Linked DNA regions of Homo sapiens: all the other regions are linked to region 1. A link is a contact called in ENCODE Hi-C or POLR2A ChIA-PET data. All regions are on one chromosome and are shown on one strand. The core of a region is the stretch at or near the end of the contact, and the rest is flanking DNA. Distances in the headings are between cores, read along the strand shown.

The links. A loop is a pair of places that touch in the nucleus more often than their neighbours do. ChIA-PET counts read pairs that join two places held with the same protein, here RNA polymerase II (POLR2A). Pooled maps may share reads with other maps.
Region 2: a loop to region 1 is called in a pooled map, with 5 times the contacts of the local background. The contact joins the promoter of MST1R here to the promoter of SEMA3F in region 1. A Hi-C loop is called at or near these places in 3 of 50 pooled maps. POLR2A ChIA-PET finds 5 or more read pairs at or near these places in 2 of 52 experiments (RWPE1 and WTC11).
Region 3: a pooled map shows a loop between it and region 1 (2.8-fold over the local background). The contact joins the promoter of TMEM115 here to the promoter of SEMA3F in region 1. A Hi-C loop is called at or near these places in 6 of 50 pooled maps. POLR2A ChIA-PET finds 5 or more read pairs at or near these places in 4 of 52 experiments (AG04449, CD8-positive, alpha-beta memory T cell, HCT116 and 1 more).

What each region holds. Positions count from the first base shown.
Region 1 is chr3:50,153,586-50,156,770 of GRCh38, forward strand. SEMA3F (semaphorin 3F) reads left to right here and starts at 1,739. Exons shown (of 19, transcript NM_004186.5): 1 at 1,739-1,979. It overlaps LOC124909484 (basic proline-rich protein-like), which reads left to right and starts at 1,085. Exons shown (of 2, transcript XM_047449434.1): 1 at 1,085-1,111; 2 at 1,476-2,204. The coding sequence starts at 1,085. The coding sequence ends at 2,204. SEMA3F-AS1 (SEMA3F antisense RNA 1) reads right to left here and starts at 2,500. Exons shown (of 4, transcript NR_135301.1): 1 at 2,149-2,500. RefSeq lists silencers at 1,014-1,073, 1,084-1,223, 1,254-1,723.
Region 2 is chr3:49,902,162-49,905,346 of GRCh38, forward strand. It overlaps MST1R (macrophage stimulating 1 receptor), which reads right to left and starts at 1,712. Exons shown (of 20, transcript NM_002447.4): 1 at 219-1,712. The coding sequence starts at 1,448. RefSeq lists enhancers at 63-736, 737-1,410, 2,047-2,096, 2,085-2,757 and a silencer at 1,637-1,856.
Region 3 is chr3:50,357,808-50,360,992 of GRCh38, forward strand. It overlaps TMEM115 (transmembrane protein 115), which reads right to left and starts at 1,714. Exons shown (of 2, transcript NM_007024.5): 1 at 406-1,714. The coding sequence starts at 1,256. It overlaps LOC127898564 (CYB561D2-LOC101928965), which reads left to right. Exons shown (of 5, transcript NR_183066.1): 3 at 311-869. RefSeq lists enhancers at 1,017-1,907, 1,634-1,933.

The DNA of each region.
Region 1 (3,185 bases), core at 489-2,988:
TTTCAATGAGGCGTGACAAAGGGGAGAGGTGCAGGTGCTGTCACAGCAGCTCCATAACTCCAGGATGGTGTTTGCTCACCTCAAATGCCCTGCCTGTGCTTGGAGCATGAGGCAGCACTCTAAGTCCTGAGTCAGGAGACCCTCAGCAGGATCCCTAGTGCCCAGCTCCACCTTGCACTTGGAGTCAACCAGTCAATGGGTCAGAGGGAGAGAGGTCTTTTCCTGGAGGTCTTGCTAGCCAGGGAGAGAAGTGGGAGGAGGAAGAAGGCGGAGAGGAGGAGTGAGAAGAAAAAGAGAAAGGAGGAAGAGGGTAAAGAGCAGGAAGAAGGAGGAGGAAGAAGAGAAGGAAATGCATGGGGTGGAGGAAGAGAAGGGAGAGGAGGAGAGGGCAGAGAAGGAAAAATCCAGGAGAAGAGAGGAGAAGGAGGAAAAGGAGGGAGATGGAAAAGAGGGAGAAGAGGAGAGAGGAAGAGGGAGAAGAGAGGGGAGAAGGAAGGAGAGGCAGAGGGAGAAGAGGAGAAAGGAAAGAGGAGAAAGAGGAGGGCACAGAAGACAGAACAGGAAGAGGATGAAGGAGAGGACAAAGGGCCAACGCCCCTGGGAGCCTCCGCAGGGTGCCCGGGGCAGGGCTGAGAAGTGGTCCTGGTGGTGAGGCCATGACCTTGGAAAGTTGGGTTGGGCAGAGGGTCCCTTCCTGGGGTCACGGTAGGCCCTTCTCAGTTGCTGAGCCATTGGCTCATCACCAGGCCATTTGAAAGCAAATGTCCCCTTGAGGAGAGAAGGTGCTAGCTGATCTGGCCTCTCTAAGGTATGGAACTATAAGGAGAGTCTGTGGGAGCTGCTGGCCTGAAATAAGGGCTGGCGATTGAGGCGATCACGGGGAGTCGTTGAATGGCTGGAGAGAGCTGTGTGGCTGGGCTGCCCCCGACCTGGCCTAGGCTGGAGGCTGAGCCCGCGGGAAGGTCCGGCGGTGCCAGCCGTCCCAGGGGCTGCACCGCCACCTGCTGAGCAGCCCGGGCAGTCAGGGGTCCTGCGCCGCGGGGCCCACGCACGGGACCAGGGGCACGGCCGGCGGCGAGTGGGAATGAGGGACGCGGAAGGGGGTGCTCAGGTGAGCGCAGGCTCGTTGCTCCCTGGCGCTGCAGCCCTTCTCGCCAGGGAGTTGAATGCCCGGGTAAACACCAGGCGCGATGTGTGCGGTGTATTCACAGAGAGACAAAGCCAGGGCGGGGCGGGGGCGCCGCCCGCGAAGCGGGGGCGGGGGCGAGGGGTGCAGACTAGTCTCCCCCGGCGCGGGGTGCCCACCGCCTGGGAACCCTGAGCCCGGCCCACGGACAGGTGGAGCGGGGGCGGGGCGGTGGCTGGGCGGGTCCCGCCCCGGGGGTGGGGCTGGGCGGGCCGGGCGGGGCGGGGCTGCGCTATGCAAATGTCGCCCACGGGCGGCCAATTGCCGGCGCTCCCCGCGCGGCTCTGAGCGCCCCGTCCCGCCGGCGGCCGCGAGACCAGAGCGAGCGAACGAACCGCGGCGGTCCGGAGAGCCCCGAGCGCAGCGCAGGACCTGGGTACGCCGCGAGGAACCGTGCAGCCCAGCGCGGCCGCCCGGCCCGGGTCCAGCAGCCAGGAGAGCGCAGCGCTTCGAAGCCGAGTGCGCGCCACCGCCCGCGCCCCGCGCTGGGGAATGCGCCCTCGGCGCGCCGGCCAGGGGGCGCCCGCAGCCCACCCCAGGGGAGGCGGCCCCGAGCGCCCCTGAGCCTTCCCATGGCCCGGGCTGGGGCCCGGGCCCTCGGCTGCTGACGCGCCCGAAGCCCGCGGAACCGGTTAAGCCGCGGCCGCGGCGCCGATCCCGGCTGAGGCGCAGCGGCGAGAGGTCGCGGGCAGGGCCATGGCCCCGGGGGGCCGCTAGCGCGGACCGGCCCAACGGGAGCCGCTCCGTGCCGCCGCCGCCGCCCGGGCGCCCAGGCCCCGCCGCTGCGGAAGAGGTGAGTGCAGCGGGAACCGGGAGGGAGCGGGCAGGCGGCCGGGCCACCCCGCGACCCCTCTGGGACCCGCGGCACTGCAACTCCGCAGAAGTGTCCGGGGAGCGGGTCTCGTCGAGCCGGGGGGCTGCCCGCGGACATAGGGGCAACAAGGCTGGGGTGGGATTCTTACCTGTCCTGGAGGCCCGGACCCCTTACCTACGGGGCGGCGTATGGATGTGTGGATGATGTGGCCTGCGGGGTCACCCATGTGCAAAGCAACTTTTTCCTGCAAGGTTCTGGGTGGGTGCTCTCATACACCCCCACCTTCACGCTTCTGGAGCGGGAGTTCCGATCCCCCTTCTGCCTCAGCTCTCTCTCCCATTAACGCCCGAGGCAGCGCTCTTCCCCGTAGATGCGCTTGCCCTACCTCAGTGTCTCTACTTGAGGACTGGCCAGCCCGAAGGGAAGCGGTATACTGGCAGTCCCCACGTGGGGGGTCTCCCACATCAGCAGAGTGGGAGGACCTCCAGTCCTGAGGCATTTCTCCCAGCATTGTGCCAGCCCCTTGACCCCCAGCTGCCACCTTGGGTTTGCTTTTACAGCAGAGTCCTGCCTGGATTAGGGGCACGGCTGTATGTAGTGTGTAGGTGAGCTTGGAGAGCCTGCGGTCAATCCCTAGTTTGAACCAGGGGTCCCAGTGGTGAAGTGGGCAGGGGACAGCGGGGGCTTGGCGGGGTTGCCCCCAGCAGATGGGACAGGAGGGTATCAAAGTTGGCCTAGGAATGAGGCAGTGCTGGCGGGAGTTGGCTGGAGCTGGGGCTGGGGGCCCCACTGGATAAATAACTCCTAATTTTTGAGATAGCTGTGTTTTGCCACCAGAACATTACTGCTTGGGAGAGGTAAGGGAGACGCCAACCAAAGACACCAGTATGTCCACCCTGAAGCTGGGCCAGGTTGGGGACCTCTGTCCTCCTGAATTCACCCAGATAGTCTCCCAGTAGTTATCCTAGTTGCAGAGAAGGGAAAACTGCACCCAGGGGTTGGGAGCCCCATCTCAGCCCAGGGAGTTGGATGGAGCTGAGGCCTCTTCCCAGGCTACCCAAGGGGTGTGCCAGGACCCCGTAGGGTATAGTGTCTAGGCAGGCGGGGGGCACAGGCATGCCTACTCCTGCTGCTCCCCCTTCAGCTCCGAAGGAGCCAGGCCCGGAAGTGGGGAGGTGGGGGCCG
Region 2 (3,185 bases), core at 462-2,961, 250 kb before region 1:
AGCCACAAGGGCCAGCCTGGGAGCTAAGCCTCCAGTGTAGCCTTTGTCTGGCTGGTTTCTCACACCACCCCAGCACTTAGGAACTGGGTGAGAGAGAATGCTTCTTTCCGCCTGCCCCCCCACCGCGCCCCCAGATCCCCTCAGTGATGGAAGGGAAGCAGCCTGTGTTCAGCCATGTGCATGCAGCTCACAAGTAAGGGCCCCTTCTTTCAGCTTACCGGGTTGGGGCAAAAACTGGGCGACTGGAAGAAGTCGAGGCCTCGCCGGAGGCCTGGATGGACTGGGGATTCACAACAGCGCTCCACACCCTCATCAATTAGTGTGTCCAGCAGGTCAATGGGGAAGGCACAGACGACAGAGTTGGGGCCCACGCCAGGACCACCATCCTTGCCAGTCACAAAGACCCCAAATAGTACTTCCTGGCCCTCGGCGATGCTCAGCTCAGTGGCAAGTTGGGCACCCACTGGAGCGGAGTGGGCCACCCGCAGCACAGGGTAGGGCTGTCCGCCTTCTGGGGCCCCCCGGCGCCTGCGTTTTGGAGCAAATCTGCAGTCGAGGACCAGCTCCCGATAGTCACCCAACTCTGGCTCAGTGGCGCTAAGCCGTGCCAGGCGTGTGTGCAGGGCACTAGGATCATCTGTCACGCTGGCCGGCTGTACAGTCAGGAAGTATACGAAGGCTCCCGTGTGGAAGCTGTGCACGTATTCAATACTGTAGGAGACAAGATGCTTGGGCAGCACTGACAACGCCACAAAGCCCGGTGCGAATCCCGAGGCGTCAGCCTTGAGACGCCTGATAGACACTGAGCGTGGGCTGAAGCTGGCAGCCACGGCTGCGTCCAGTGAGGATGCCACGTAGAAATAGGAGGCCTGGCCTTGCTCAACCACAGTTACACGGGTGCCCAATGGGCTGGCCACACAGTCGGGGCAGTCATCGGGCCGGTTATGGTGGGCTGAGAAGAGGCAGGCTGGCGCTGCCAGATGCACGGCTGTCCCTTGGGGCTCTAGGTCATGCAGGAAGCAGCGGCCCTGCAGGCTGGAGCCACAACTGACCAGCGCAGGCAGCGCGGGATCCAGCACCAGCACCTTTGTGTCTGTGTCACCGGGAGGGCCGTGGGGTCCTGGGCCACAGGCTGCACACGTCTGGCAGCCAGGGTCTCCAGCAGGGCCCGTGGCCAGGCTCTGGACAGACTTCAGGTCAGGCCCAAGCACATGCAGGCGATTGCGTATGGCTACAAACACAGCACTCTCATTTCTGTCGCCCTCGTAGGTCACCATGGCCTGTACCAGGCCTCCGGCGGAGAAGCTGGGCACCACGTACTTCACGTCAAAGTCGCGAGAGGCCGCGTAGGGGGTGCGCGGGCACTGCCAGTCCTCGCCCGCCGCGGGCTTGGCAGGCAACAGCAGCAGCAACAGGAAGGACTGAGGCAGCGGCGGGAGGAGCTCCATCGAGGCGAGCTGGGACCCTAGAGGATCCCTACCGGCCTGGGCCTGGACCTGGGCGTGGGCCTGGCTGGGGGCCCGACTCGAGGTCTGGACTGGGCCAAATTTAAGCAGCGGTCCCGACAGCCCCAAGATAGCGGACCCCCGCCCCAGGTTCCTGTGAAACCCAAATCCCTTCCCGGCCCTCGGGTCTGAGCACCTGACGCCTGCGGACGCACGACAGCAACGCCCCAGCCGCCTCACCTGCCGCCCCAGCCGCCGCTGTACACTGGCGCTTAGCGCTCAGCCGACCCGAGGGCGCCGGGCTGGGCGGGCGGAGTCGGGCCGTGGGGGCGGGGCCGCGAGGAAGGCTTGGCCTAGCCCAGGCCCTCCGCCCATCCGACTCTTCCGGCCCTTGGAGGCCTGGCTCCTGTACCTTCACCTGGCGTCTTGGCGCCTTTTTCTCAGCGGCCTGTGGGTGGATGTGCATGGTGTGGCCTGGAGAGAGGTGAGCCAGTCTGAGCCGTCCCATCCCATCCCCCCACTACCGACTGGTTCGCAGCGAGAAGGGGGGCAGGACACTGGGCTCTTTGCTTGCGGTGGAACTAGTTTGCACTTAGTAGCAACACCCTCAGTGGCTGGTGCCCAGAGGTGGCCTGGGGGCCCACCATGTGGAGAACAGAGACCAGGATTGTGTGGAAGACCAGAGGGGAGATGTGGGGCACTTACAAGAGATGTTATGGGGCGCCACCCTTTGTGGGAAAGGACTGTCCTTTTTTTTTTTTGAGAAGGAGTCTTGCTCTGTGGCCCAAGCTGGATTGCAGTGGCGCGATCTCGGCTCACTGCAAACTCCGCCTCCCAGGTTCAAGCGATTCTCCAGCCTCAACCTCCTCCTGTCTCAACCTCCTGAATAGCTGGGATTACAGGCGCGCACCACCACACCCGGCTAATTTTGTATTTTTAGTAGAGACAGGATTCACAGTGTTGGCCAGGCTGGTCTCAAACTCCTGACCTCAGGTGATCCGCCCGCCTCAGCCTCCCAAACTGTTGGGATTACAGGCGTAAGCCACCGCGCCCGGCCGGGACCATTCTTCCATGTGCTTCTCCTGAGCTATCAGCGACAAGATGGTGTCAGAGGAAGGTGTGTTATGCCCTGCTCTCCCAGGGCCATAAGGGTCTTAGGATGGGATCTGGCCTTGCTGACTGGACCTCAGAGTCAGAGAGGCACGTAAGTGGAGGCCCATACCTCCTCTGCAGCCTCAGTATATGGAAGCTGTATAATGGGGTCCACAGTATGGGCCTTGGGGACTCCCCCTTCCTTCCTGGCTCTACCCAGTGCCCCCCTGATATGGAGGAATCATGGGCTTTGGCTCTCAGGACACTTCCAACATGCTCTGTAGGCCTTGCTGGATCTTATTCTCTTCAATGAGAATGTAGTTCTGGGCTGGGCACCGTGGCTCATGCCTGTAATCCTAGCACTCCTTTGAGGGGCCAAGGCAGGAGGATTGCTTGAGGTTAGGAGTTCAAGACCAGCCTGGGCAACATAACAAAACTCAACAAAACAAAAAAACTGCTAAAAATGTTTTTAAAATAAAATATGTGACCGGGCGTGGTGGCTCACGCCTGTAATCCCAGCACTTTGGGAGGCCGAGGCGGGTGGATCGCTTGAGGTCAGGAGTTCAAGACCAACATGGTGAACAGACAGATCTGGCCAACATGGTGAAACTATCTCCACTAAAAACAAAAATTAGCCGGGCGTGGTGG
Region 3 (3,185 bases), core at 464-2,963, 200 kb after region 1:
GCCCAGATCACCTTTTGAGGACCCCAGGCCTCCTTCCCTGTCCCTTCCTCACAGGGGAAAGTACCAGCAGGTTGCTTCTGGCTCCCACAGGCCCAATGTCTAGGATTCTGAGATTCTGAGGCAAGGCCAGGGTTCTGTGTCCCTCCACTGGGACTTCACAGCACCAAAGGAAACTGCATTTCTTGAGACTTATTAAGTGGCCCGAGTGGTGAGAAAAGTGCCTCGTGGACCCCAGACACCTAACTGCTGAGTTCCTTAAGGCCAAAGACTGATTTTGTCTTTCCGGATGTGCCCCAATACCTGACTGTAGGTCTCCACCTATGTACAGCGAACACCTCAACAGATGGCATGTGACTCGACCAGTATGCTCCTAGCTTGACAAGATTTTGGAAAATTTCACAGTACCTTCTCCGCTCGGCGTCTTGAGGGTCTGTGCCTGGCAGGCTGATGGTGATGGAGGATGGGGCACCCACATCGTAGCGCTTCACCGTCTTCTGGCATATCTTTACCTTCACCAGGAGGCTGTGCACCAAGTTCGCCAGCAAACCCACCACAGGCTGCAGGATCTCAGGGAAGAAAGTGGCGAAAGCAAAGTGGTCAGCCATGTCCCCTCGGCCCCGGCTATGGCGCTGGTAGAAGCGAAGATATACCCAACTGGAGAGCAGCCCGAAGCCATAGGAAGCCAGCGCCGGGCTCTGGAGCAGCGTGGCGAGCCGCAGCAGGAGCAGCAGCGCCAGCAGCAGCATGGGCATCACACTGACGCGCACCTGGGGCACTCGCAGGACCACACAGTCCCCCATGGTTTGCTTGAGTGCCACCAGGACGCCACCTAGGAAGCCCAAGGCGCCGTGGATACGGACAGTGAACAGGTAGACCAGGTTGAAGGAAGCCATGTAGGTGAGGAGGTAGGCGAAGGCCCCCAGCAGCCCTACAGACACATTCACCACTGAGAAGAAGATGAGCAGCTCCAAGGCCCCCCAGAGGGGCTCCAGCAAACGCCCGGCCACCACCACCGTTGTCAGGCTGATGGCCACGTCCCACACATGCTGCTCCATCAGCCCATGGGTGGCCAGGGTCCAGATCCAGAAGTTGGGAGGAAAGAGGTAGCCCGGGGTGACCGCCAGGCAGCCTGTGTCCACGGCGAAGGAGAGCAGGTAGAGGAATAGTACCGCCGCACACAGAGCCTTCACCACCACGCTGGCGCTGGCCAGAATGGCCCCCAAGTGCTGGCGGGCGCCTGGCAGGGCACGTTGCATCTTCCTGGCGGCTGTCGGCCTGAGAAAAGGGTCTGGTAGGCCAGGGGCCTCCCCGGGGCCTCGTCCTAGTCCGGCCCCGATGGGAGGCCCAGGCCCGGCCTAGTCACTGGCCTATGGCCCTGGTAAAGGATCCGCTTCCGATCGGGTGGGGCTCTGGTCCCGAGGGGCCGAGTCGGGCCTTGTTGCCGGGCCGCAGCGTAGGCCCCTCGCCCGGGACCTGAGGGAAGGCCCTGGACGGCTGCGGCACGCCCGCCTACCCACCCTGTAGGCCCCGTGCCAGGCTAGCCTGGTTGGCGTTGACCTCAGGGCTGGGCCTCCTCCATCCACTGCGAGGCCCTTCGGTTCGCAAGGGGACTGGTGCCTCGTTCTGTACCCGAGTCAAGCCTGGTCAGCTCCCGCTCGGCCTGGCTCCTGGCTTCGACCGTACCTCTTCTCTCGGGGGGCCGACAAACAGGGGTGCTGCGCCTGCGCGTCCCCGGCGGCAGCGGGCTGTCCTCTAAGCGCCTGTCTTCCGGCTCCTCTGCATGCTGGGATACGGAGTCCTTGGTTGCAGCCGGGGAAGAGTTGAACAGGGTTCTGGCTAGAACTACAAGTCCCAGGAGGCCATGAGCACGGACCGGTCCCGTTGTGGTGAGCGCGGGGTGTGCTGGGAGTTGTAGTTCTCAGGGACCGTTTCCGTCGGTTCTCAGGAGGTGGGAAGGGATGAATTAGCATCTCTAACCCCTGAAAGCGGCGGTGAGGGTTCGGGAAGCAACACAGCTCTAGCCCCCACACTTGCTGAATTCCCTAGGAAGAGTAGCTCTATTTGTGCGTGTACCTCTGAGCGAGTGTGTCCTTGTTGGCTGGCGTGTGGGTAGGTGTCACTGTGTGAGAAACAGAACCTCCGTGGTCTGGTGAATGGGACCTGACCCAGGCTGGAACCCTTGCTCTGCCTCGGAGGCTGTGTGGCATTGGTTGGTTAAGTTCCTGAACCTTTTTGAAACTCAGTTTCATGGGCCATAAAATGTAGCTGATGACATGATCTTCCTGTCCTAATAATCAAAGGGGAAAGGGGTGTAAAATGCCAGTCCACCCTGGGTGCTCAGCGAGTGCTGCACATGTTGCCTTTTTTTGTTTGTTTTCTCCCACTTGGAAAAGTTTTTTGTTTGTTATTTCACGTTGCCCTTTTTCCAAGTGAGGTGGACCTGGAGCACGAACCTAGGGCTCCCTCCCGCATAGGGACGAGGCTGGGCAGCCCTCAGTGACCCTCCTCCCCACCAGGGACTTCTGATAACTGCGGAGGATGAGAGGTCTCTCTACAAGCCAGGTCTCTCCACAAGCCTGGGCTAGGCCTGTTCTGGTCCCACTTCACGCCACAGTGACTTCTGACAGGTTGTGTTCTGTGTCTTTTTTTTTTTTTTGTATATGGAGTTACTTTTAAAAAACTGTACATATAGGCTGGGCACGGTGGCTCACGCCTGTAATCCCAGCACTTTGGGAGGCTGAGGCGGGCAGATCACCTGAGGTCGGGAGTTTGAGACCAGCCTGACCAACATGGATAAACCTCATCTCTACTAAAAATACAAAATTAGCCAGGTGTGGTGGCACATGCCTGTAATCCCATCTACTCGGGATGCTGAGGCAGGAGAATCGCTTGAACCCGGGAGGCGGAGGTTGCGGTGAGCCAAGATCATGCCATTGCACTACAGCCTGGGCAACAAGAGCGAAACTTTGTCTCAAAACAAAACAAAAAGCTGTCCATATAATTAAAATAATTCTATGACAAAGTGCTTTTATAAAACACAGGATCCCTTCCTTTCAGCCACTGATTTCAGTGTGTGCTGATGTGTGCATGGCCTACAGGTTAAAAAGGGTGCTGATGCTTTTTTTCTGGGGTCTGGGTTCCCACTGGTTGCCACATCTGGGTAAGGTTGCCAGTTTTAGCAAATC